Regions from separate parts of the Mus musculus genome. Here region 1 is linked to region 2. The links are chromatin loops, found by intact Hi-C in ENCODE. Cell type or tissue: left cerebral cortex. All regions are shown on one strand. Links, peaks and the distances in the headings refer to the core of each region. The heading gives the core; the rest is flanking DNA. Region 1 holds the start of Plppr4 (phospholipid phosphatase related 4). Region 2 has its middle 79 kb from the start of Plppr4.

Evidence for each region. Hi-C counts contacts between places; a loop is a spot of excess contacts. Peaks named below come from ENCODE experiments on the same cell type or tissue, not always from the same donor. Only the 100,000 strongest peaks of a DNase experiment are listed, where the experiment ranks them.
Region 1: a loop joins it to region 2, with 2.2 times the contacts of the local background. A loop is called at or near these places in 2 of 42 quality-filtered maps.

The regions. Positions count from the first base shown.
Region 1 is chr3:117,354,956-117,366,959 of GRCm38, forward strand. Plppr4 (phospholipid phosphatase related 4) reads right to left here and starts at 5,921. Exons shown (of 7, transcript NM_177664.5): 1 at 5,069-5,921. The coding sequence starts at 5,293. In left cerebral cortex, for the core only: no CTCF peak of the experiment used is centred there; DNase peaks (open chromatin) are centred at 2,613, 3,992, 4,171, 4,451 and 3 more places; H3K4me3 peaks cover 3,649 bases; H3K27ac peaks cover 3,393 bases.
Region 2 is chr3:117,433,430-117,446,343 of GRCm38, forward strand. No RefSeq gene overlaps it. Among named protein-coding and RNA genes, the nearest start is that of Plppr4, 79 kb to the left of the region's middle. In left cerebral cortex, for the core only: CTCF peaks have their summits at 5,521 (motif pointing left) and 8,681 (motif pointing left); DNase peaks (open chromatin) are centred at 5,479 and 8,663.

The sequences.
Region 1 (12,004 bases), core at 1-8,000, 80 kb before region 2:
GCTCCCAGCTGCAGTCACCAAAACAGGAGAGACAGGTATCACTTGGAGAAGGCTTTGCAAACTAAAATTCAAGCACATATTAGCCTACTTTTGGTTTAATATAATACTACATTGGATGTCTTCTTGTTTAAGGGTCTGGTCTATCCATAGGCGGTCTTTCTTTTCTCATGTTGAAAAGTGGAAAACTGAATTATCCAATTAATCAATAAAGTAGGGTGCTATTCTAGAAGCCATCTTGCTTTGCAATTTACCACAGGATGTTACTGCCAACCATGAACATTTTTATCAGCAAAACAGAAGACAAAAGAAAACAACAATAACAATGATGACGATGACGATGACGATGACAACAACATCCTTCCCATTAACTTACTGTCAAGCATGATTGTGAACCAGGACAGGTTTGCTTGAACTTAGAAGCTAACCAGTGTGACTTGTGCTCACAGGATTATAGAGGTGCTTTGCCAGAGTAAGTGGGCTGGATCATCTCTGTTCCTTGACTAACCTGGGGACACTAGCTGCTGGCTGGTGAGAGAGTGTGGCGTGTGCACACTGTCTGCTAAGTGTTTGTGCTGAGCGTCTTCCAGCTGAGGACAGCTGAGCTGAGGATGCAGGTCTCTCCCACCTCTGAGAATGTGCTCACACCTTACCGTAGCTTCCTGCTTTGTTGTTGCTGGTTTGTCTGCTTGTTTTCTTTATGAGTCGGGGTCTAAGATATGTTGCTAAGGCTGGCTTCAAACTCCTTGGCCCAAGGGATCACCTCAGCCCATCCTCCGAGGTGCCATCTTCTTGCTCTTAACAGAGAAGAAGCAGAAGGAGTAACTGCCTGTGTGTGTATTCTCTCTGTAAGTGGCATGTACCAGTCTGTGATGCTGAACATGAAGTTTGATTTGGTACCCACTCTGTCTCAAATTTTGCTTTATAAGCTTGGCTATGTTATTTAATTTCTATCTATTTCTTTTTAAAAATCTAGACAACAATGTCCTCTTTTATTGAAAATGACATTTATTTATTTATTCATTGTGTTTGTATGTATGCATGCATGCATGCATGTATGTATATATGTGTGTGCATATGTATGAATGTATGCATTTATGTATATATGCATGTATGTATGTTGTACATTTTGATACAGAGGTAAAAGGGCAACATGTGGGAGTGAGTCTATCCTCTCCTTCTAACCCTCCTACCATGTTGGTGGCAGGTACTGAAGTTAGGTCACTGGGCTTGAGCCACCCCACCGACTCAATGGCTTTTTTTTTTTTTAACTGAAGACTGAGCTAAAAGGTGCATGCTCTTCTAACGGCTTTACAAAGAAAACTCATATTCCCTATACAAAGCCAAGAGCACTCCACTGTCTTTAACCATGACCAATATTACAGACTGTATCCAGGGACCCTGTGAAACTCAAGCATCTTCTAGAAACTTGGGAGGTGACCGCTTCTGGGGAACAGTGTGAGTGAAGAAGTAGAATTTGTTCAACCTGGAAGGGGAAAGAGTCCACCTCAGGTCAAGGGCAATTGTACAAGAGGAAATGAAAGAACACAATGTAGTCATCTTACAGACATGATGCCTGAACCACTGAATGTACTCTGTAGCTAAGCAATAGGCATCTTATTTTCTATCATAGATGAATATATGTATATTCATATTGAGGCTACATGATTTTTATCACATAAAAGGAAATAGACAGCTAGAGAGCTAATGTGGTCAAAATTATGCACAACACGGCACAGGTGATGTTTGAACCAGGTCAATCTATCTTTAAGGTTCATTGTGTTCCCAATCAATCAAATGTTGCTAGACATTGCAGTTGACAGAACTGTATCTAGGTTTATTTTATCCCTCTCTGGTCCATGTGAAATTTTACCAGTTAAGTTCCTTTGTGTAATGGAAAAAAGAAAGCATCTTCAATAAATGATGCCGGTCTAACTGGCAGTCAGTATGTAGAAAAATGAAAAATGACTCATATTTGTCATCTTGCACAAAGTTCAAGTCCATATGGATCAAAGACCTCAACATAAAACCAGGTACACTGAATCTAATAGAAAAGAAAGTGGGAAAGAACCTCAAACTCATGGGCATGGGGGTGGGGTGGGGATTTCCTAAACAGAACTTCAATGGCTCAGGCTCTAAGATCAAGAATTTATAAATGGTACTGAATGAAACTGAAAAGCTTCTGTAAGGCAAAGGACATAGTCAATAGGACAAATCGTCAACCTACAGATTGGGAAACCATATTCTGATAGAGGGCTAATATCCAAAATATATAAAGAACTCAAGAAGCAAAGAACAATCTAAAATGGCCCACACCTTAAAGAAAGACAAGACCTGAAGACTTTTCTCCCCTGAATACTGGCCGTCTCACTGTCTTTATGTTACTTCAGTTATACTCTCTATGCTGATATGTGATGGAAGGAGATTTACTTGAATTTTGTCAATCTATCTTAATCCCCGAGTCATGGGGAACTATGTCCCAAAGTCAAGGGACATTCCTCTAGTGCTTTTAAATTGACATGTTAATTCAAGTTCTGTTTATTCATCTTGCAAAAGAGACTCATCCTGCAGATTCCTCCCACTAGCTTCAAAATGAGTCATTTCTAAGGAGCTGGGTAGTGCTTGCTGCCAACTCCTAAATAGCTGGAAGAATGATGCCTTCTTCCCTCTTCTACAATCTCTTTAGAGGTTCATCGTGCATTCAAGTTTCAGGGAGACAATTTGCCATCCAATTTTGGAGGTCTCTATTAGAAGTCTATTACCACCCCCAAATACAGTGTTATAGATACTCATTTTAATCTCACGAGGCAGGCACAGTGGCCCATGCCTCTCATCCCAGCATGTGCAAAGTACAGTCAGGAGGGTCAGGGATTTAAGGCCAGTCTTGCTACTAGTTAAGTTGAAGCCAGCTTGGGCTCCCTTGGCATCCTATTTCAAAACACAACCAAAAATCAAAATAAGAAAATGCAAACAAAATCTTATAATAAACTCAATGATTTATTTCAAGTCATCTTTCTGTAACTTCTCTGGCTTAATGAATTCATAGAAGGTGTCAGAGTGGGTCAATGTGAAAATAATGATTTCCATTCCTGGAAAATGTATAACATTTGTAAGATTTTTTTTCTCCTAGAGACACAATTCCAATGAATTATAAAACATCTTTACTTTTAAGATCCTAAGTTAAAGGGTATGTAGTCCATGAAAAGTTTCTCAAGAGTCAGTAGCATTCTTTAAGAGAATGATTGAATTTTTTGGTTTGTAGCCTCATTCATTGAGATTACAAACATATACAGCTGTGTTCTGGTGTAGTCAGCTTCCAGCTGACCTCGGATGAGTATCTCTTAGGGACAGACCCCCAAAATCATTAATTTCTCTCCAATAAACATAAAAGATTTAGATATGATTAAAAGTGCTTTAGCAAAAAAAAAAAAAAAAAAAAAAAAGAAAAAAAAGAAAAAAAAAAAACACTACTAAATGGATCAGCAGTGCTACAAGTGGTTTAGCCACTGATGTAGAAGCAGGCAGCTCAGAGTCCCATTCCTTGATTCTGTTCACTGAGCCTTCTGGGCACACATAGCCATAGCCTCAAGATTCCTTGTAAAAAAGGATAATAGATGAAACAATGATTTTAAGCAAACAGGGTCTCTCTCTCTCTTCCCCTCCCCCCCACATCTGCTTCTTTTCTATAGGTCTGAGATGAAGGGAAAGGTTGACAGGTCATTTCTCTGAAACTTATGCAGGTCATATACACCTCTCTTAAAACTTAAATCTTTCAAAAAATATATGGCACATAAAAGAAACTCTGAGATATACAGCAATATCAAAGGAGAGCCTTGACAGAAGATGTCTTCTCCAAGTTTCAACATAGTAGCTCTTCCCCAATCCAGATCAACCTCTCAGTCACCAAACACAGAGTCTGCTGTCTGTGCTTGGAAGTGAGCACCTCCATGTTTGGCTAAAAAGACAAGGAAGGAAGGCTATGTATAATGCAGCAACCGTTTCAGAATTCCCTATTCAACCTGAGATGTAATTACACAAACCACAGTTTTACCCTTGGAACTGTTAGATCTTCTTCCTAAATGTATCCTTGCTTCACCTGTAATTTAAGAAACCCCTTGCTTAAAAATGTCTTCCAAATGCAATGAATCACAGTACATGGAATCCTGTACCTGTCAATCTTTACACCCCTCCCATAAACTGTTCCTCCCTCAAATGCTGCATTAGGTAAGCCAGAGGTTCATTATGAGTGCAACTCCATATTAATTGCTTAACCGAAATATTGCTCAGGTCAGAATAAAAGCACAGATACACACACACACACACACACACACACACACACACACACACACACAAAGTGAACTCAGATGATGTCATACATTTGAAATATATATTCACTCGTTTATGCATATATCTACACTGAGCTATATATATATGTACATGGATATATGTATGTGTCTGTGCACACACCCACACACACCATGGCTAAAGGCCAGTCGATTGTTGACTGACATCTAGAAATGACCCAATTTTAGAAGCAGATGAAGTACCATAGCAACTGTAGTAGGAGACGGGTTTAGGGGGGTTAATAGAAGCCACCGATAATCCTAATACCACATAAACATTTCTGGTCCTACAGTCTAGGCAAAACTGTATGCTTTTGAATTCCCACCAAAAGCTCACAGAGTTCTAGAAATAGTCAGCAAATTGAAAAACACAAATTTCAAAATACAGGCATCATGGCCCCTCTGGGGCACTGATATATGCTGTGCACAACTGGCGCTACAGGGCCAAAAACTAGACCAGTACTCTCACAGGTATCCCTTCCTGGAAGGCCACCCAGCAAGCCGCCCCTAGTGATAACCAGGCGGTGCTGGCAGGTGTCCACAGGCAGACTCAGGGGAGCTCTGGAGAAAAACCTGTGGGAGGAAAGGGAAAGGGTCGAGCATTTAGGAAAGGCAGTGGCTCAAGCCCTTGGTGCTCCGGTGTGGTCACCAATCCCGCCCAGGACCCGAATTAGCTCCGGAGCTGTCCGGAAAGATCTGCATTATGCCAGGGCGCTGGGCCAACTCACCTCAACGAAATAAAAACAGGGCAGGAGGGTGACGCTGTCCTTGATCACTTTGCCCTTTGGCCTCTCCTTCGCCGACATCCCGGCCGCCTGCCGGGCTCCAAGTCCTCCCCCGGGCGAGGTGTGCACCGTGCGGCCACCGAGGCGAGCTGCCTGCTCCAGCCGCAAGCGCCCGGCGCCGCTGATGTCACATTCCCCGCGGGCACCGCTGGAACCAGCGCGCTGCATGCAGCGCCCCCGCCTTTTCCCCGCCCCTCTTTGCAGTAACCCCGCGGATCCCCGAGCCCGAGCCCGCAGGTCTTCTTCAGCCTGGCTTTAGTCCGTGTTTTGCGGGCAAGGGATAGCAGCTCCCTCTCCAAGCTGTTGCTGAGATGGCTTCCCCTCCCTGCCACTCTCCCTGGGCTCTCTCTCCACCGCCCAAGCCGTGAGGCTCCTCTGCTGGCTGGTTGAGCTTGACGTCAAAAATAGGGAAGAGTGGGGGGAAGCACTCCTGGTTTCTGTAGAAGCAAGGCTGAGGAGCCAAGTCACCTGGTCTCACAAGGTCCCCTACCTGGGGTTCCTCTTGCCTTCCTAGAAAACAGAAGCCTGTTTTCTAATGGTAGCACCGTTATCCGCCCTATCCATAGCAAAAGAGACCTCCTACCTGTGCAAAATTAAAACTCGGACTTCATAAGGACAAGTAGGCCACAGAAGGAATTCACTGGGAGCTGGCTGCTACCCAAGCGTGACAGCCCTGCCTGCTGATCTCTAGGGAGGTAACTCCCAGGGAAGCACCTAGAAAAAGCTCCAATCAGCTGGGGAACAGAGTGAAAATTTCCTGCATCTGAAGAGAAAGGGTAAATGGGGCATCATCGCTGGCCCCAAAGCTCAGGAAATATTCTAACCACATTCTTATTCCCTAGTGCACTGTGGGAATCACAGCCGTAACTATGGAAGCATGACTCCAAACACTGGAGTCTAAGCCCAAGCCCTGGTTGTCAGGGTCCGTGGTTGCTCTCACATTTATGATTCTTTTCGCAAACCATCAGTGTCAAGTGCTACAGCAGAAGCACTCAAGGGACACAAAGCAACACATGGGGATATCACCCACTTCTGTCCCTATCTGTTCTAGGTCATTTCTTGCTCTTCCAAAGTTTCCCTGTCAATCACACGACTTTGAATCCCCAGCCTACTTTTCAGCTGGCTTTTTCCATTGCTGCTCCAGTGGGGTTTTGGCAAGCTAGATGCCATATTCATAACATTCACATTTTACTACCCATGCGGCATCTTGCCTCTACTCCTTCTGCCAAGATTAGGTTTCAGAGTCCTGCAGTGCAATTGCTCATGTACCATACTATTCAGTGAAACTCTACCCCAGGTAAATAAGATGTTTATCTGAACAGCTAAATACAGTAGAATAAAACCACAACACGTGACCTTGGGACCATGGCTTAAGTCCCCCCACCTTCCAAACCTAGTGTGTCCTTCTTAGCTGGTCTTGGTTCCATACATATCTTCTCCTAACTTCTCAAAAGCCACACAACCATCTAGCTTTATCTTACTCAGAGAATAGAAGCTATAGAAAAAGACTATATTATCCCATATTATTATTCAAAACAGAGTACTCACCCTCCCTCCCCCCCCCCCCCCACCGCGGGTCACTACCATGTCTTGTTTTGATTGGCAGGAAAAAAAAAAGAGTCCTTACAAATTTTAAGCCATGCCTTACCCCTCACACAGTAGCCCAAAGGTACTTCTGAAAAGCAATTACTGATTTCATTTCTCTGGTTAACCCTTCTAGAAGCTTCCCACTATGTGTAACCCTCACCCCCACCCCCACCTCTTTATTTTACCTGGAATCCTGATGGACATTCTACCTGATGAACTGCACTAGTTTTTCTGATTCTGATGGTGAGGGGACCCAAAACCTTTGTACTTACTATGTCTCTCTGTTGATGAACGCAGTTCTATCAACATTGCACAGTTAATCACTAACATACTTCATGACTCTGCTCAAAATTTAGAAACTCTGTCAAATTTTTCTTGACATACTAAGTAATGGTCACAAATCAAATCTTCAGTTCCCTCCTCTACCTCCTCTGCCTCCTTCTTCTTTTCTTCTTCCTCTTTCCTCCCCCTCCCCTTTCTCCTTCCTTATCCCCCTACTTCTCCTTCTCCTCCTCTCCCTCTTCCCCACTTCCTTTCCCCCTCCTCCCTTCCTCCTCTTCTCCCTCTCTCCTCTTCCTCCTCCTCCCATTTTAAAGGTTTATCCTTTTACTTATATGAGTGCTTTGTCTGTATATATGCTACATACCACACAATGTTATTGGACCCTATATAGATAGTTGTAAGCTACCATGTGATTGCTGAGAAACTGAACTTAGGCTCTCTAGAAGAGCAGAGCAGGCAATGCTTTGAACTGCTTAGCCATCTCTCCAGCCTCTTCTTTTTTCTTTTACAGTATGTTATTTCATTTTTAGAATGCATCATTATTTTAATAGTTTACCAAATATTTCACCCATCTGAAGTTTTTATTTTCAGATAAGGAAACTGAATTGATGAGTTGAGTTAAAGTGTCCTTTCCCACTATTCATGGAGAGCCAATCTCCTCCCATCACTTCCTGCTGTCTGGAACTACCATGCTTCCAAAGCTATATGATGAGTTCTGATGAAGACATTCTCTTTTTGAAAAGGGAATATGTCCTCACATAGTCTGTTCAAGTGCTTCAAGTACTGCTGAATGAAAATTAAATAAACTTGATAAATCGAAGAGAGATAACTACCACACAAACACTCCCAGGAGAATACTTGGCTATGGGCACCCGAAACCAACTTAGAAACAACTTTCTTCTTTGATAGCTGAGAAAGCTGACAGATTGAATAATGATGTCAAGTGTATTTTGGGGCATTTTTTTCCAGGTTATTGGTGCTGTGAAATATTCTGTCTTGAAATGTCAGACAGCTGCTTTTTCAGTGGGTGCCCTTTTTCAATGGAACAAGATTTCCATTGAAAACATCCACACTCTGGGAAGCATATTAAACTGCTTCTTCACTGCAGTTAGCATCCATGTCCTTTCTTGTCCCAGATGTGAATTGTTTACATGGTGACAATGGGTAGAGCGTAGTTCTTAGTTTAAGAATACCTCTTGGTGGCCTCAACGTTGTAGGTGGTTTGTAAAATCTTTTTTTTTTCTACTAAGTTCTATATAGCTGGCCCTAAATTTGTGCTAGTTTGCAGTGAAGTGTTGAGAAACATGGGCACAGATATTGACTATCTTTTTCTTCATTGCTACATTATGCAAAATTTCCCATGTACCTTACAGGAGAGCACTGAAAAGAAGCTAATTAAAGTATTAAATGGCCACATCTGTCAGTCTAAACACTCCATCATTCTTAATTTTTGTCTCTCATACTTAGTCTCTAAATCTTTTGACTTTCCAATAAATGTTGGTCCTTTTCTATTATTTTTGCTATAAACATGAATTGAAACATAGTTTCTGAAAAAATGACAGACAGAACCAGCTGGCATACCAACATGGATCTGGGAAAGTTTTTGAGACTCCACCCCTAGATAAAATGTTACAGTAGATCAATGGCTGCTGAGAGAGGGTAAGATATATATATATATATATATATATATATATATATATATATATATATATGTATGTATGTATTACATATATACATATATGTGTATATATGCTATATATTATATGTATTGTATATATGCCATATATTATATATGTACTACAACATAAGTTATGAGTGAAAGTACTGAGTATATGTATGTTTGTATGTGTAACAAGAATAAAGAGAGTATGTGTTTGAAAGAGACTGGGGACACAGGAAGAGTTGGAGAAGAGGAAGAGGAAAATAGATGTAAATTTATTTCTCATGTATGAAACGAACAAAAAAATACATTAAAATAAAAGTTGTTGGGAATTTTCACCTGAAGTCCAGCTCCAAATTCTTGCAACCTATTTTTGAAGTTCCGCCACTAGATTCCCCTGTCTCAGGCACCTATTGGTGCCTCTCTCTGTATGTGTGTCCCCACTTCAATAAGTTTTTTAAGCCCTGTATGCGCTATGATTATTTTGCTTTTATGAATCCCCATGTGTCATTCTCTCAGAAGTGAACTCAGATGCTATGCATATGAATTCTGTCCACTCTCTGCAGGATCTTGTTGTGCCCTGAGTCCACAGGAAACCTAGACGGACCCAAGAATGATTTCAAAGTCCACTGTAACTTGAAAAAGAGTCTTTTATTATTACAAGTTGGAACTCAAATCACCTGCCTCGCACTCACTGTGTGAATGCTGGCAGTTGACCTTGAGTCCAGAAAACACCGGACAGTATAGTTAGGAATCCCGTGAATGTTCACAGAAAAGGGGAGTAGAGGGCTGTAATCATTTGGTGGAATGGTACTGAAGTGGGAAAGGGGCGTTAATGGGTGTCTGTTCAGGGACTAATTTTATGGCAGTCATAACTGTCTGTGACCTGACCTCTGATCTCCCTTGAGCTTGTTATTTCTCTAAGGTCTCAAGGAGAGGCACCTGAAGAGTACTTCTGCTTTTCAGGAGGAGGATTGGCTTTTGGAAACACAAAGGTGGGGAGGATGTCTAGTGCTGTCTCCTCAAAATGTCCTCATTATGGGTAGTGTTATGGGTAGTGCCATTCTAACACTAGGGGAGGGAGAGGATGAAGGCTTGCTCCCTGCAGGAGGATGAAGCACAGAAACCAGTTTTCTGCATATTGTGCTTGCCTCAGGCTGGAGGGAGGACAGGAGCTTTAATGGGGGAAGGGGATGCAGAGGCAAACTGTCTATGCACAACACCAAAGTCTCTCTAGTATTAGTAATTGGGGGGGGTTACAACACTCTCAGTGACCTCTCTCTCCAAACACCATTCCCCTCCTCAATTGTACAATCTAGAACTTTTTTTTTTTTTTTAATTTTTCGAGACAGGGTTTCTCTGTATAGCCCTGGCTGTCCTGAAACTCACTTTGTAGACCAGACTGGCCTCGAACTCAGAAATCCGCCTGCCTCTGCCTCCCAAGTGCTGGGATCAAAGGTGTGCGCCACCACCGCCCGGCTAGAACTTCATTATGAACAATTTTGTTTTAGCATATATATTCTGATACTTCTAATTAAAAAAAATTATTAGAAAAAATATCAATGGTATTTTTCTTCTACCCAACTCTTCTTTTTCATTCCTTCTCTCACGATTTTTATTTGTCACTGTCTTAGTCAGGATTTCTATTCCTGCACAACATTATGACTAAGAAGCAAGTTGGGGAGGAAAGGGTTTATTCAGCTTACACTTCGCACACTGCTGTTGATCACCAAAGGAAGTCAGGCCTGGAACTCACAGAGGCCAGGAAGCAGGAGCTGATGCAGAGGCCATGGAGGGATGGATGTTGTTTACTGGCTTGCTTCCTCTGGCCTGCTCTGCTTGCTTTCTTATAGAACCCAAGACTACCACCCCAGGGATGGTACCACCCACAAGGAGCCTTTCCCCCTTGATCACTAATTGAGAAAATGCCTTACATTTGGATCTCATGGAGGCATTTCCTTGACTGAAGCTCCTTTCTCTGTGATAACTCCAGCTGTGTCAAGTTGACACAAAACTAGCCAATACAGTCACCATCTCCATGATGTTGTAAGTGCTACTTATTTAATTTATTTCAATAATTTCCTTTTATGATAAATCTTGTATCTTTGCACCAGGAAATTTTTCTTAAGGTCTAGTAATGATTGGGCTGCTCCTTAGTGCAAATGTTTAAGAAGGGGTTGAGGATAAAACCCAGTGGGTAAACTGCTCAATGTTTAAGTCTGAGGAGTTGAGTTCAGATCTTCAGAACCAACAAAGAAGCTAAGCGTGGCAGCACACATTTGTAATCCCAGCCCTGGGAACGCAGAAATAAGCAGATTCCCAGTAGCTCAATGGCCATCCAGTGTAACTAGCCAATCAGTGAGTTGCAGGTTCACTGACAAGATCCTGTTTCAAAAAGTAGGATGAAAAGTGACAAAGTACTGTACTTATTATTGACCATTGGCCCCCACATACATGTGTATAGACAGTATGCATACCTTCATTCACATGGCATCCTGTCACATTACAAACAATCTGTAAGTTAGAAACAAAGAAAATGGGGCTAGAGAGATGGCTCAGTGCTTAAGAGCAGTGATTGCTCTTCTAGAGAGCTTGAGTTCAATTCTCAGAAACCACATGGTGACTCACAACCATCTGTAATGGGATCTGATGCCCTCTTGTGTTGTGTCTGAAGACAGCTACAAATCAAACTAAACCAACCAACCAACCAACCAACCAACCAACCAACCAAACCAGAAACAAACAAAACAATACAAAGAATCGATGAAACCAAGAGCTGGTTCTTTGAGGAAATCAAATCAACAAGATAGATAAACCCTTAGCCAAGCAAACCAAGAGACAGTATTCAAATAGACAAAATCAGAAATGAAAAGGGAGACGTAACAACTGACACAGGAAATTCAAAGAATCTTTAGGTCTCATTTCAAAAGACTGTACTCCACAAAATTGGAAAATCTTAATGAAATGGATAATTTTCTAGACAGATACCACTTACCAGAGTTAAATCAAGATCAGGTAAACTATTAAACAGTCTTATAACCCCTAAAGAAATAGAAGCAGTCATTAAAATCTCCCAACACAAAAAAGCCCAGGGCCAGATGATTTTAGTGCTGAATTCTATCAGACTGTCTAAACTATTCTGCAAAATAGAAACAGAAGGAATACTGCCAAACTCATTTTATGCAGCCACAGTCACCCTGATACCTAAACCACACACAGATTCAACAAAAAAGAGAATTTCAGACCATTTTCCCTTACCAATATTGATGCAAAAATAGTCAATAAAATGCTTGCAAACCAAATCCAGGAACATATCAAAGACATCATCCATCATGATCAAGTAGTCTTCA
Region 2 (12,914 bases), core at 1,996-9,995:
CTCCAGTTTTGTGGAGGGAAATAGAAACCATCACACTCAGTTTTCTCTCTTCTTTCAAGTCACCCATGATGTTCTGGGACTGAGACTTCCCTGACAATGCACTCCCAACGGAAAAGTTGCCGCTGTGCCCTTTGCCTGAAGTTTGGGATCCTAAACTTATTCACGTCTTCAAGGATTGTATTCTGCTCTCTTTTGTTGTTGTTGGTAGTGGTTGTGGCAACATCAAGTGATGGTGTGTGTGTGTGTGTGTGTGTGTGTGTGTGTGTGTGTACACGATCTCACACATAGGCTTTCACAGAGTTAAGATAAGATACTGGGATTACAGCAAAGGTCTCTGGGGAGAGAAGAACGGACTGGCACACTCACCACAAATGGATTTCCATCCATTAACTGTGTTGATGTGATATACTAAGCACCCTCCTCGGCCAGTGGAAGCTCTGTCTTGGTTGAGTAGACTTTAAAACACATATGCGTTGTGCTGCGTAGGTACAAAAGTTACAATATTAAACTGGGACTTGGCACAGGATACTTGATTGGATCTCCAGCTGTGGTCCATAGTAGCCATGACATTTCTAAGAAGTATTTCATCCCTGGTTATCACATATATTTTAGTCATTGAATGATAGGGATGAAACAAAGTAAAACAAAATATCTTTGGTCTTTAAACTGCCATATAGATAATAAATGGTTTTATTATCTATGGAAAGTGTCGAATTTTCAATGGAGATTCTTTCTGAGGTGGTGGATGTATATATATTATACACACAAACAAACACACACACACACACACACACACACACACACACACACACACACACTGGAAAATGGTTCTAATGCTTTGTCTTAATTCAACTTCCAAAAGCCACACTTCCAGACACCAAGGGTCCCTGCCCTCAGTTGGTTTTGATTGGTAATAAAGAATTACTGTACAGCCAATGGCTGGGCAGGGAAATGGAGGAAGTCAAGGGACAGAGGGAGAAGAAGAGGAGAATTGCCATGACTCAGAGGGAGAGGGGTCAGATTCAAGAGCTGCAGGAGAGAAGTCATCTAGCAATGTAGGTGGAAAGGGAAAGCAGCCCTATGTCAGGTGGTGGTGGTGCTGCCCAGAAGGTAACAGGGCAGCAAAGATAAAATATACATTTAGAAGGTTTTAAGCCAGGAAGTCTGGAGGGGGGGGGGGTGTTAGCCAAGGGGAGGTTTAGAAGTGCCCAACTATCGAGCTAGTCAAGGCATATCAAAATTAGCTGGTGTGTGTGAGTGTGTGTGTGTGTGTGTGTGTGTGTGTGTGTGTGTGTGTCTCATTTTATAATCCAGAGCTCTTGGGAGAGTAAAATGGTGCTGTGAGCCAAAGCCTATTAACTAATTTACTGCTACACACACACACACACACACACACACACACACCCCTTCAGACCCTTCAGTAAGTTGTCTTCTGTATCAGTCCTTACATTTGATCACCATCACAGTTTGTCTTAGAGTGTTACCACATTCCCATTTACCTCAGCCTATGAACAGCAAGCAAGCAACTGTCCTAGTCTTTGGGAACCCACCCATGCTTGTAAAATTAGAATCCTCTCCAAGAATTTTCCAACCAAATTAAGACATTTTAAAACAGCATTTAATCTTTATTTGATGCTAGAAATAAAAATTCAAAACCAAGCCCATATTTGCTTTTTAATCCAGGAGAGGTAGCCTAGTCCTGCAGAGACACTATGTGCTAGGGTGGGTTGGTACCCAGGGAGGCCTCAACCTCCTCCGAGGAGAAGGGTATTGGGGGATGGGGACAGGGACTGTGTGAGTGGGGTCTGTGATCAGTATATGGAGTAGATAAATAGATAAATTGATGGGAAAAAAGAGAGAACAAATGTGGCAAAGAAAGGAGGACAAGGCCCACGGACAGAATGTGAGGGACTAAGAAGAGAGAAGAGCTAAGGGAACGATGAAAACATGCAAGTGATTGGGGCCTTCCCCCGTGTCCTCATGGCTTCCCCCGCCCCCACTTAGGCAGCAGTTCAGTTTGAGATAAGCCAAGGCACTTAGGATGAATGTCCGTCCTTTAGTTTTAGTCATTTGCTTCCCCACCTGCTTTCCAGGTCTTGGTATGTCCATCTGTCTGTCCTTAAGTTGTGCCTGTGGGACTGCCAGGTGTTCTCTTTACACTTTCAGAAGTTGTCTCCGTTCCTCAGGTACAGTCTCACGTTTTCTTCTGGGAGTTACTGCTGCCCAGATCTGTGCTAGCACAGGGGTTCTCTTGGGAAGCAGAGTGTTCAGGGGCCACTTCCACTCAGCATTGTCGCCAGGTCTATTGGTGCTGCTGGGATGCACTGGGCAAATGCAAGAAGTGGATTTGGGTGTCCTGTTATGAGCAGGAGAATAATACTCTCTCTCATTTTCTTTTTAACATTTTTTAAAATTAGAAAACAGTTTTTTTTTTCTAGTGAAGTGTCTACTTAACCTTGCTTTTTTTGAAAAAAACATTTTAAAACTTTTTTTCTTTTTCTTTTTTTTTTTTTTTAATTTTTGCCTTCTGCTAAAATTGAAGCACAGTTTTTACCAGAGACAATACCTAGCAACACGAGTTATACTATGAACCTACCCCTCGAAGCTCCTTTGTGATCATATGTATGGGTTTTTCTGGGAAATACCACAGTCTTTTAGATACCTGGACCATGCAGGGAAATGTTTGCCAAGTTAATCAGATTTATTATGTATACATAATCCTAGGCTAGTCTGAGAACAAACTCTATTATTAAACCTCTCAAATATTTGATTCCTGGGTGAGAGTGATAATGTTTCCCAATGTTATTTACTTTTATTTTTAAATTATGTGTATATGTGTGTATGTATATGTGCATGTGAGCTCAGGTGCCCTGCAGGAGAAGGCATTAAGGATTAAGTATCCTTGGAGCTGGAATTACGTGCGATTATGATCTGTCCAATATGGGTGCTGAGAACCAAACGAATCCTTCATAATAGTGGTACAGGCTATAGCCACTGAGCAATCTCTTCACCTCTTTAAAATTAATTTTGTATTGTCATCACCCATAGAAGCTTAGAAAATAGAAATTCGGTGACCTTAGCACCTAAGCAAACACTTTCTAGATTTTCTGCCAAAGCATAAAACTAAACAAAATAAAACAAACAACAAACAAACAAAACCCCCAAAAAGCTTTGCCTACATACTTGAAAGAAATATTGGTAAACCAAAATACTCAAAATCTATGAAAAGACTTCTAAAATTCAAAAGTAGAGAAATAAAAATGGTTTTAAATAGACAATAGACAATAGAAAATATCTTGACACTCACCAAAGGTGTTAGAGATAAGAAATTAGCACATTTGAAACAAATGCAAATACTCAGAAGTCGGGGAGACAGCTCAGTAGTAAGAACTCTTGATAACAAACAAAGGGCCTGCATCCGCAGGACACACACAAAAGCCATAGTTGGTCAAGAACCATAGTGGGCAAAGTCAACCTCCCATGTTCTGCCTCTCTGCTTAATGAGAAAGCATAATTATGTACTCCCAGGCAGGGTGAAACCAAGCACATTTTTGCCCTTTTAATGAAATGGCATGCTATTACAACCTTTTAGAAAGTCTTTTAGATACCTGGACCCTCTTCCCTCTTGATACCATCCTTTGAAATGTTTATAGTCCTAGTTCAATTAAGTCTTCATGTTCAGGATTTCATGAAATAACACAAAATTGAATCCATTCACATGTGCATATGATGTGCACATGTGTTCAACGCTTGTATTCACGTATGTGGAGGCCAGTGGACAATTGTGATTTTCATTCCTCAGGCACTCCCTGAATTAATTTCTTTTTAAAGGAACCACTGGCATGGTTGTCAGGGAACTTCTGCTGGCTGTTGAATGAGCCCCAGCGATAGACTCATCTGACTCTCCCTCCCCAGGGCTGAGATTACGAACAACCACTACAGGCTCTTTGTAATGTGGGTTCTGGGGTATCTATTCTGCAGATCCTCACATCTGCAAAGCAAACATCGTCTGCACTGAGCCACTACCCTAGCCTGGTGGGATGGCTATTTTTGGTTGTCAACATGACAACATCTGGAATTAACTAAACCCCCAGTGGCTGGGCACATCTCTGAGGGGTTTTGACTGGGAAGATCTACTTCACCTCTGGGTCTTTGAAATGTGAAGATCCACCTTTAGTCCGGGCCACACCTTCTGCAATCAGCATGTGTAAAGAACGTGGAAGAAGGACGCTTGCTTGCCCTCTTTACCTGCTCGCTCTCACTGGCATTAGAGCCTACTTCCTGTCTACTGGAGTCTCTGTTCTGCTAGAGAACCCAGACTAATGCACCCTATTAATGAATTAAAGAAGCAACACAATTGGTCTCCACTCACCATTTCAATTATTTTAATGTATCCTGTATCCTAATATACAGAAAACCTCTTCCTCTTCTTCCTCCTCCTCGTCCTCTTTCTCCTCCACTTCTGCTTCTGCCCTGTTTCTGCTTTTTCTGTTTCTTCTCCTCCTCTTTCTCCTCCTTCTCTTTCTCCTACTCATCCTTTTCCTCTTCCTCCTCCTCTTCTTCCTCCTCTTCCTCCCCCTCTTCCTTCTTCCTCCCTCCTCCCTCCCCCCCCTCTTTCTTTCTTCTCACCTTGGATATTTTGAAGTCCTAAAAAAATTTAAACACTCCCTGCAGGAGAGAGGTAAGCTGGGTCCTACAACCTTCCTCAAATGGCAAGTGAACAATCTCAGTACTGTTTTTCCAAAGAGGAAAAGGATCTCTCAGGCTGCAGACTAGGGTATCACAGGACCCCTAGGAAGTCACTACATGTTCTGGACCATCTGCTCAAAATCTAATTGCTAATGGATGAACAGCTTTTGTTTTCTTTTGACCCACAAATACAGCAAGTCTTAAGAGGGGACCAAGCTAGGATTTTTGAGACTGTCCGGGACAAAGCAAAAGAGAATAGCAATAACTCCAGTACATAGGGGCACATATATCTTTTCATTTACATGGAAATTATGTGAAACCTTTTCAAATCCGTGCTTCTCCATCCATCAATAACTTAGCTTCAGTAATCAGAATCAAATTTTAATTTCTTTTAAAAAATGAATAACAGTCACGATTCATATATATATATATATATATATATTCTCTCCAAAATACATTTATATGTATTCTCTCCAAAAAAGATGATGCTGTCTCTTTAATTGTGCTTGGAGCCGAAAAGGTTGTCATGGAGATGGGAATCTGTGCTAGGCTGCTCCACTTCCCTGGCCTTGTTCTGAGCCTGAAGTGGAAGGTTCTATTGTTAGGGTGGGATTCAACATCTGCTAATCGAACCTGTTTTTAATTTTTAAACACATTCTTGTTCCTGTTGGTATCTATTCTCTCATGAAAACAATGCAGATGCTGAACCGACGATAATAAAAAGGATTTAGATTGACATGCCTTCTGTTTGTGATTGCTGCAGACCACACAAAGATGGTGTCCTGCAGATACACGGTTACCCACCATAGTTTGGAGACGTCTGCCACCTCGTGGTAGCAGTCGGAAATGCTGAATAACACTGAATCGTAGAAATTAGGAAGTAGAAAAACACCGACCACCCCAGTAAATACACTCTTCCCTTTTGTCAGCTGTAGCACAGTTCTGATTTTCCAATAATAATTGTTAGTTTTGGAAAACAGTGTTTTTCTATTTGTTGATTTCATTTAATATTTGCAATTTTTGACAATAACACTATTTATGTCTGTATTTTTTGTTTTAACAGCAAACACATCTATAGTGATGCTGATTTTAGTGTCTGATGCTCCTTTTTCCTTCATCCTTTCCATTTGGTTGAGATATATACTGCTATCCTTTTCTGACTCAGTTTTTGCCTTACTGTTTGTTTAGTGTCTAGTTGCTTGTATCGTTTTTTTCTAGTTTCTTTGCATTTCATTTGAAGTTCTTAAGTTTCTTCATAAGTCCCCTTACACCTGCATATTATTCTGTATGTTTTCATCTGGACATGACTTTACATGCTTTATGTATTTTGGTATGATCTTTATCATTTATTTCCAAGCATTGAAAAATTGTTATCAAAGATACCTTTTCTAGTGGGGATATTATTTTTAAACACATAGAAAATACTAAAGTTTCTTCTCACTTGTTGTTACCTATTTATTTTTCATTAATTCTTTCTGCAGAGAATAGGCCTGTGAGCAGTGTTTACTCCTTGGAGTGTTTCTTCACACCGTTACCTGGATGCTCAGATCCCATGTCAGCCAAACGCTTGCCAGTTCTTTTCTTCCTGTGCTCCTCTATGCAGAATACCTTGCCCTCTCGTATTCTCACAACATTTTGGACTTTTAAAAGTGACAATCCTGATTCCATTATATTCTAAGCATGTGTGTGTTTGTGGTGTGTGTGTGTTGTTGTTGTTGTGTGTCTGTGGTGTGTGTGTCTGTTTGTGGTGTGTGTGTGTGTGTATGTGTGTATGGTGTGTGCGGTGTGTGTGTGGTGTGTGTGGTGTGTGTGTGTAGTGTGTGCTGTGTGTGTGTGTGGTGTGTGGTGTGTGTGTGTGTGTGGTGTGTGTGTGTGTGGTGTGTGGTGTGTGTGGTGTGTATGGTGTGGTGTGGTGTGGTGTGTGTGTGTGTGTGTGTGTGTGTGTGTGTGTGTATACTTCCTTCCCTCAGAGTAATGCTATTACTCTTATCCTCTGTTGTATTTTTTTTAAGACGACTAATTCTCTGCCTTCCACCTTTGAGCCACCTCTTGAACACTCAGCTGTGATTTCTCTTTTTCTTGTTTTTCCTCAGCAGGATGTGACTCCTGCTGCAGGCTTTTTGGACAGGTAGCTTCTTCTGCTTTGAATATTACTCTTTTCTTCCTGTCCTACCTCCTAGCTCATCACTTGGGTTTCAGTTCGGCTGTCTCCTGAGGGAGATTTTCACCTAGTGGACAAAGTGATGTGTGTTCACTTTGGAACACTCCCATTCCCATGTACATCTTGTTTTCTGATTGTCAATTACTTGGGTGATTACTCTGTTCATGTCTGTCTTGTCTAGTAGTAAGGGAAGGCTTTAGTGACCGAGCACAATCAGCTGCTAACAGAACCCTTTCTCCCCTCCCCCTCCCGAGCACAATCAGCTGATAACAGAACCCTTTCTCCCCTCCCCCTCCCGAGCACAATCAGCTGATAACAGAACCCTTTCTCCCCTCCCCCTCTTTTCTTCTAGTCCCCTCCTTCCTCACCTCTCCATTATCTCCAGAAGATTTGTGTAAGCTTCTGGTGTGGTTTTTCACATTTTACCTTTATCCACAAAACATATAAAGTGCTGTAAGCAAGGGCAAAGAGAGCACAACTAGCAGGGTGCAGGGCAGGGTGGTACACCCCTTTAATGCCAGGGCACTAGAGGCAGAGGCAGGCTGACCTCTGTGAATTTGAGGCCAGTTCAGTGTAAGTAGTGAGTTTCAGGACAACCAGGACTATGTAGAGACACCTTGTCTCAAAAATAGGATAGGATAGGATAGGATAGGATAGGATAGGATAGGATAGGACAGGACAGGACAGGACAGGACAGGACAGGACAGGACAGGACAGGACAGGACAGAACAGAACAGAACAGAATAGAAAAGAAAAGAAAAACAGAAAAAAGTTAAACAACAACAACAACAAGCAAAGGAACAACAACAAGAACAAGAAGCATGGGCTTTGAAGCCATGGCGTTTCTTAAGTTCTGAGCTTGTGCTGATAGAGCTCTTAAGAACTGTGGTCTCCATACATGTAAGATGAGTAACAAAGCTGCTGCATGATGCAGTTACAGAAATTAGTGTATTCTCACTACTGCTTTTTTTTTTCCAAATCATCTTTGTTTACCATTGGCAAGCATCTGCTATGTGATGTGGTTATGCACATAAATAAGACACGGAGCTGGCTCTCAAGTAGACTTGTGTCTGAGTTCAAAACAGAGATGCATGATCAAATTAGAGGTTTGGGTAGTCCACAGGCACAGAAAGCAGTAAGAACTGGATCTTGTTTTGCTGGAAGAGGATGAAGGATAAAGAGGCGGCATGTTTGTATTCTTGTTCCATACCCTAACACACTTCCCAGGCTACAGCTTGTCTCTTCTCAGTCAACAAATGTGATTTGGGGCTTGTCTTTTAATCTCTCTGTGCCTCAGTAGTAGCAGTGGTAGCCAAAGTTTACAAATCACTTAATACATCACAGACTTTCTTCTCACTGCTTTTACTTGGCTTAGTTCTCTTACTCCTTACAACAATCACAGTTCAAGAAGAGGAGCTAAGGATGGCTAAAAGAGACAGCAACAGTGACTATGTTGTCTGATGGTGCCGAAATAATAAAAACATCCGACCTGGAACTCAAACCCTGACAATCGAGCTCCACAGTCATGTCCTTCAGCAGACCTGAGTTTAGCACGTTCACAACGACAGCAATGACAATAGCTGTATGGCTACCATCTCACACATGACATCATCTGCTATAAAGGATGCTTCTGTAAACTTGGCTGTTAACATTATCAACCAACTGCAGTTATTGAAAATATCTGCTTACTTGATTTTTGAAATCTAATTAGTGCTCTGGGGAATATTTCAAATTCTTGTCTCTCTGGTTTTCACCAAGAGATGTAGGCAGATCACTAGCAGCAGGCAGAGCTTTGGTCTGGTATGAGCCCTCTTGTGGAAAAACGTAAGAATTCAGGGCAGCGGCTTTACCTGACTAAGGATTGTGGGAGAGAATCTTTTCAATTTCAATGCAAAGAAATCTGGCTACTAATAATCTGGCATCATCTACAGTTTCACTGAACACAGAAAACATTTCATCGATGACTTGGAATATAAAATTAGACAGGTAAAATGCTCAGTGCTACAAACATTAAAAAGCAAGACCACCAGGCAACGGAAATATATTTATAAGCTGCAGCCAAGCAGTTTGCATGCCTCCAAAGATAACCTAAATCAAGCAATTACATTACAAGGAAATTTCAGAGGTAAAAATGCTGGTTACCTAAAGAAAACAATTCAACATTAGCATTTTGTATGACATAACAATAATAGGCTTTACATTGCATCATTTATTTGTGTTTTTTAAAAAGGCAAGTTTGATTAAGGGATTAACCTTGGACAACGAACCCTCAAAAAACACCTCAAATGTGCTGAAATGTTGAGAGGCTCTTAAATTAATTAAAAGTAGGAACTGATTAAATATTAGCATCTGGATGAATCATTTATTGGGAGATCCTATTGTGAGAGTTTAATGCATGTCTTGTATTGGTGAATGATTCCCCTGGTGACAGATATTTACTTCTTTGCCTCTAACACTGTCTGGTTTGGTGTTGCAGAAATGTACATAGTAGGACTTTTTCTCTACTTTCCTTTATAAAAATAGTGCTGCTATTTACTCTCACAGTGAGGTACACCTGCATTTTCTGTCTCTTTCTTTTGAATCAGAAATGCACTTAGCCACGTGGTTTCTTCTTATTCTTTGCCCATTCCCAATATGAAAAGGGTATGTATGAATAATAATAGTTCCTATGTGAAAATACCCATCAAAAGCTCCTTCAATTACGAGCTTCCTATTTAAGAAATTTCCAAGCCGCATCAGTTGAACTTGGAAGAGCTTAGCATATTAGCTTCTAATCAAGATGGCAGTCTGCAGAAGAAGAAATCAGAGAAACTAAGGTGCTCCTGAGCCTAGAACAGAGATAGAACCCAGATGTGCCCAGGTCATTGATGATTTCCCAGCCATATCCATTGACTCAGATGGTGCCATGGTAGAGGAGTCACCCAAGCAGGGTGCTGCCCAGTTTGAAATGGGATTTGAGGAGGCTTGGTGGGTATGAGTTGAGTTTCCTTCCTGCTTCCAGGAACCTTCCCAATGTTTCCTACTTTGTAGTAACTCTGAAATAGTTTACAGAAGAATTCTGGAGCTAACATCAATTTGACTTACACTTTGCTTACACAGGCAAGTCTCTGACTAGAAAGAGATAGAAGTTCCCTACAGTGGCCTTGTTGACCATCATCTTGATTACTGTCAATCTTGTTATCCTTTACTTCAGTCCCTTTTGGAGTGTTCATATAGTCTCTCTCTCTCTCTCTCTCTCTCTCTCTCTCTCTCTCTCTCTCTCCCTCCCTCCCTCCCTTTCTCTCTCTGTCTCTTTGTCTCTCTCTCTCTGTCTCTCTCTCTGTCTCTCTATCTCTTTCTTTCTTTCTTTCTTCCTTTCTTTCTTTCTTTCTTTCTTTCTTTCTTTCTTTCTTTCTTTCTTTCTTTCTTTCTTTCTACAGCACTTTTGGTTGGGCCCATGCTTCTTCCAGATGCAAGCCAAATAATGAAGAAGTTGGATAATAAAAAAAAATAAACAATTAAAGTCCAACAGAAAAGTGTTAATTAATCACCTGGACATTAATTAGCTGCAACTCCTGGAGTGTCTAAAAGTTCTCTTCTCACAGAATCTGATTCATCTGTTCACTTGCTGGACATAGTTTAATTTTTGTGTGTGTGTGAGAATTAGCTACCAAAATCTGCAGCAGAATTCCATGCTGGTTAAGAGCTGTTCCAGAGAACTAATGGATCAATTCAAGATAGAGTGTTCCAAAGCAGCACAAACAAGAGGGCCAAACATGATTTTTAGGTTTGTCTCAGCCACATACATTATTTCATTCAGAAGCTTACTGTAAGTAATATGGGGGAGAACATTTTTCATGGGATGAGTGTAGAGGCACAATCTGAGTCTTCCTTTTTATTTAAAATTTTTATTGGCTATTTTATTTATTTACATTTCAAATGTTATCCCCTTTCCTGCTAACCGCCCTATCCCATCTTCCCTCTCCCTCTTCTATGAGGTTGATCCCCCACCAACCCACCCACTCCCACTTCCTGGCCCTGGCATTCCCCTACACTGGGGCATCAAGTCTTTACAAGGCCAAGGGCCTCTTCTCCCTTTGGTGTCCGACAAAGCCATCCTCTGCTACATATGAGGCTGGAGCCATGGGTCCCTCCATGTGTACTCTTTGCTTTTAGTCACTGGGAGCTCTGGGGGATGGAGAGGTGTCTGGTTGGTTGATATTGGTGTTCTTCTTATGGTTTGCAAACCCCTTCAGCTCCTTCAGTCCTTTCAATCTTTTCCATTGAGAACCATGTGCTCAATCTATGGTTGGATGCGAGCATCTGCCTCTGTATTTGTCAGGCTCTGGCAGAACCTCTCAGGAGACAGCTATTATTAGGTTCCTGTCAGCAAGCACTTATTGGCACCCACAAAGTGTTTGGGTTTGGTGTCTGTATATGGGATGGATCCTCAGGTAGGGCAGTCTCTGGATAGCCTTTCCTTCTGTCTCTGCTCCACAGTTTGTCTCCATATTTCCTCCCTTGAGAATTTTATTTCCTTTTCTAAGAAGGACAGTTTGGTCTTCCTTCTTGAGCTTCATGTGGTCTCTGAATTTTATCTTGGGTATTCTGAGCTTTTGGGCTAATATCCGTTAATCAGTGAGTGCATATCATATGTGGGGTTTTTTTTTTTGATTAGTTTACCTCACTCAGAATAATATTTTCTAGTTCCATCCATTTGCCTAAGAATTTCATGAACTATTTGTTCTTAATAGCTGAGTAGTACTCCATTGTGTAAATATACCACATTTTCTGTATCCATTCCTCTGTTGAAGGACATCTGGGTTCATCTTATGACTATTAAAATAAGGTTGCTATGAACATAGTGGAGCATGTGTCCTTGTTATATGTTGTAGCATCTTTTGGGTATATGCCTAAGAGTGGTATAGCTGGGTCCTCAGGTAGTACTATTTCCAACTTTCTGATGAACTGCCAGACTGATTTTCAGAGTAGTTGCACCATCTTATAATCCCACCAATAGTGGAGGAGTGTTCCTCGTTCTCCACACCCTCACCAGCATTTGCTATCTCCTGAGGTTTTGATCTTAGCTATTCTGACTGGTGTGAGGTGGAATCTCAGGGTTGTTTTGATTTACATTTCTGTGATGACTAAGGATGTTGAACATTTCTTTAGGTACTTCTCAGCCATTAGATATTCCTCAGTTGAGAATGCTTTGTTTAGCTCTGTACCCCATTTTTAATAGGGTTATTTGGTTCTCTGGAGTCTAACTTCTTGAGTTCTTTGTATATATTGGACATTAGCCCTCTATCATGTGTAGGGCTAGTAAAGATCTTTTTCCAATCTGGTGGCTACCGTTTTCTCCTATTGATAGTGTCTTTTGCCTCACAGAAGCTTTGCAATCTTATAAGGTCCCATTTCTCGATTGTTGATCTTAGAGCATAAGCTATTGGTGTTCTACCCTGGAAAATTTCCCCTGTACCCATGTGCTCGAGGCTCTTCCCCAGTTTCTCATCTATTAGTTGCAGTGTATCTCGTTTCATTCCTGACTTCAAGATGCATCATAGAACAATAGTGATAAAAACTGCATGGTATTAGTACAGAGACAGGCAGGTAGATTAATGGAACAGAATTGAATATCCAGAAATGAACCCACACAGCTATGGTCTCTTGATTTTTGACAAAGGAGCTAAAACCATCCAGTGGGGAAAAGACAGCATTTTCAACAAGGGTTGCTGGTTCAACTAGTGGTCAGCATGTAGAAGAATGCAAATCGATCCATTCTTATTGCCTTGTACAAAGCTCAAGTCCAAGTGGATCAAGGATCTCCACATAAAACCAGATAAAAATCTGAGTCTTATCCTAGGCCCTTTTACTTCTTTAGGTCTGATAGAACTAAAATGAATTTAGAGTCATGTTCCAGAGAAGAAAAAACCCCTGAATATTCAACCACTCAATACAAAGAAAATGGAGGTCCAGTAAAGGTTAGATAACTTGCTCATAGTTCTGTATGGGAGCACTTGTGTTGCTGAGAAAATCCCCATGATTTCCCACGTCCTTCTTCAGTACTCTAGTTCACAAAATATGA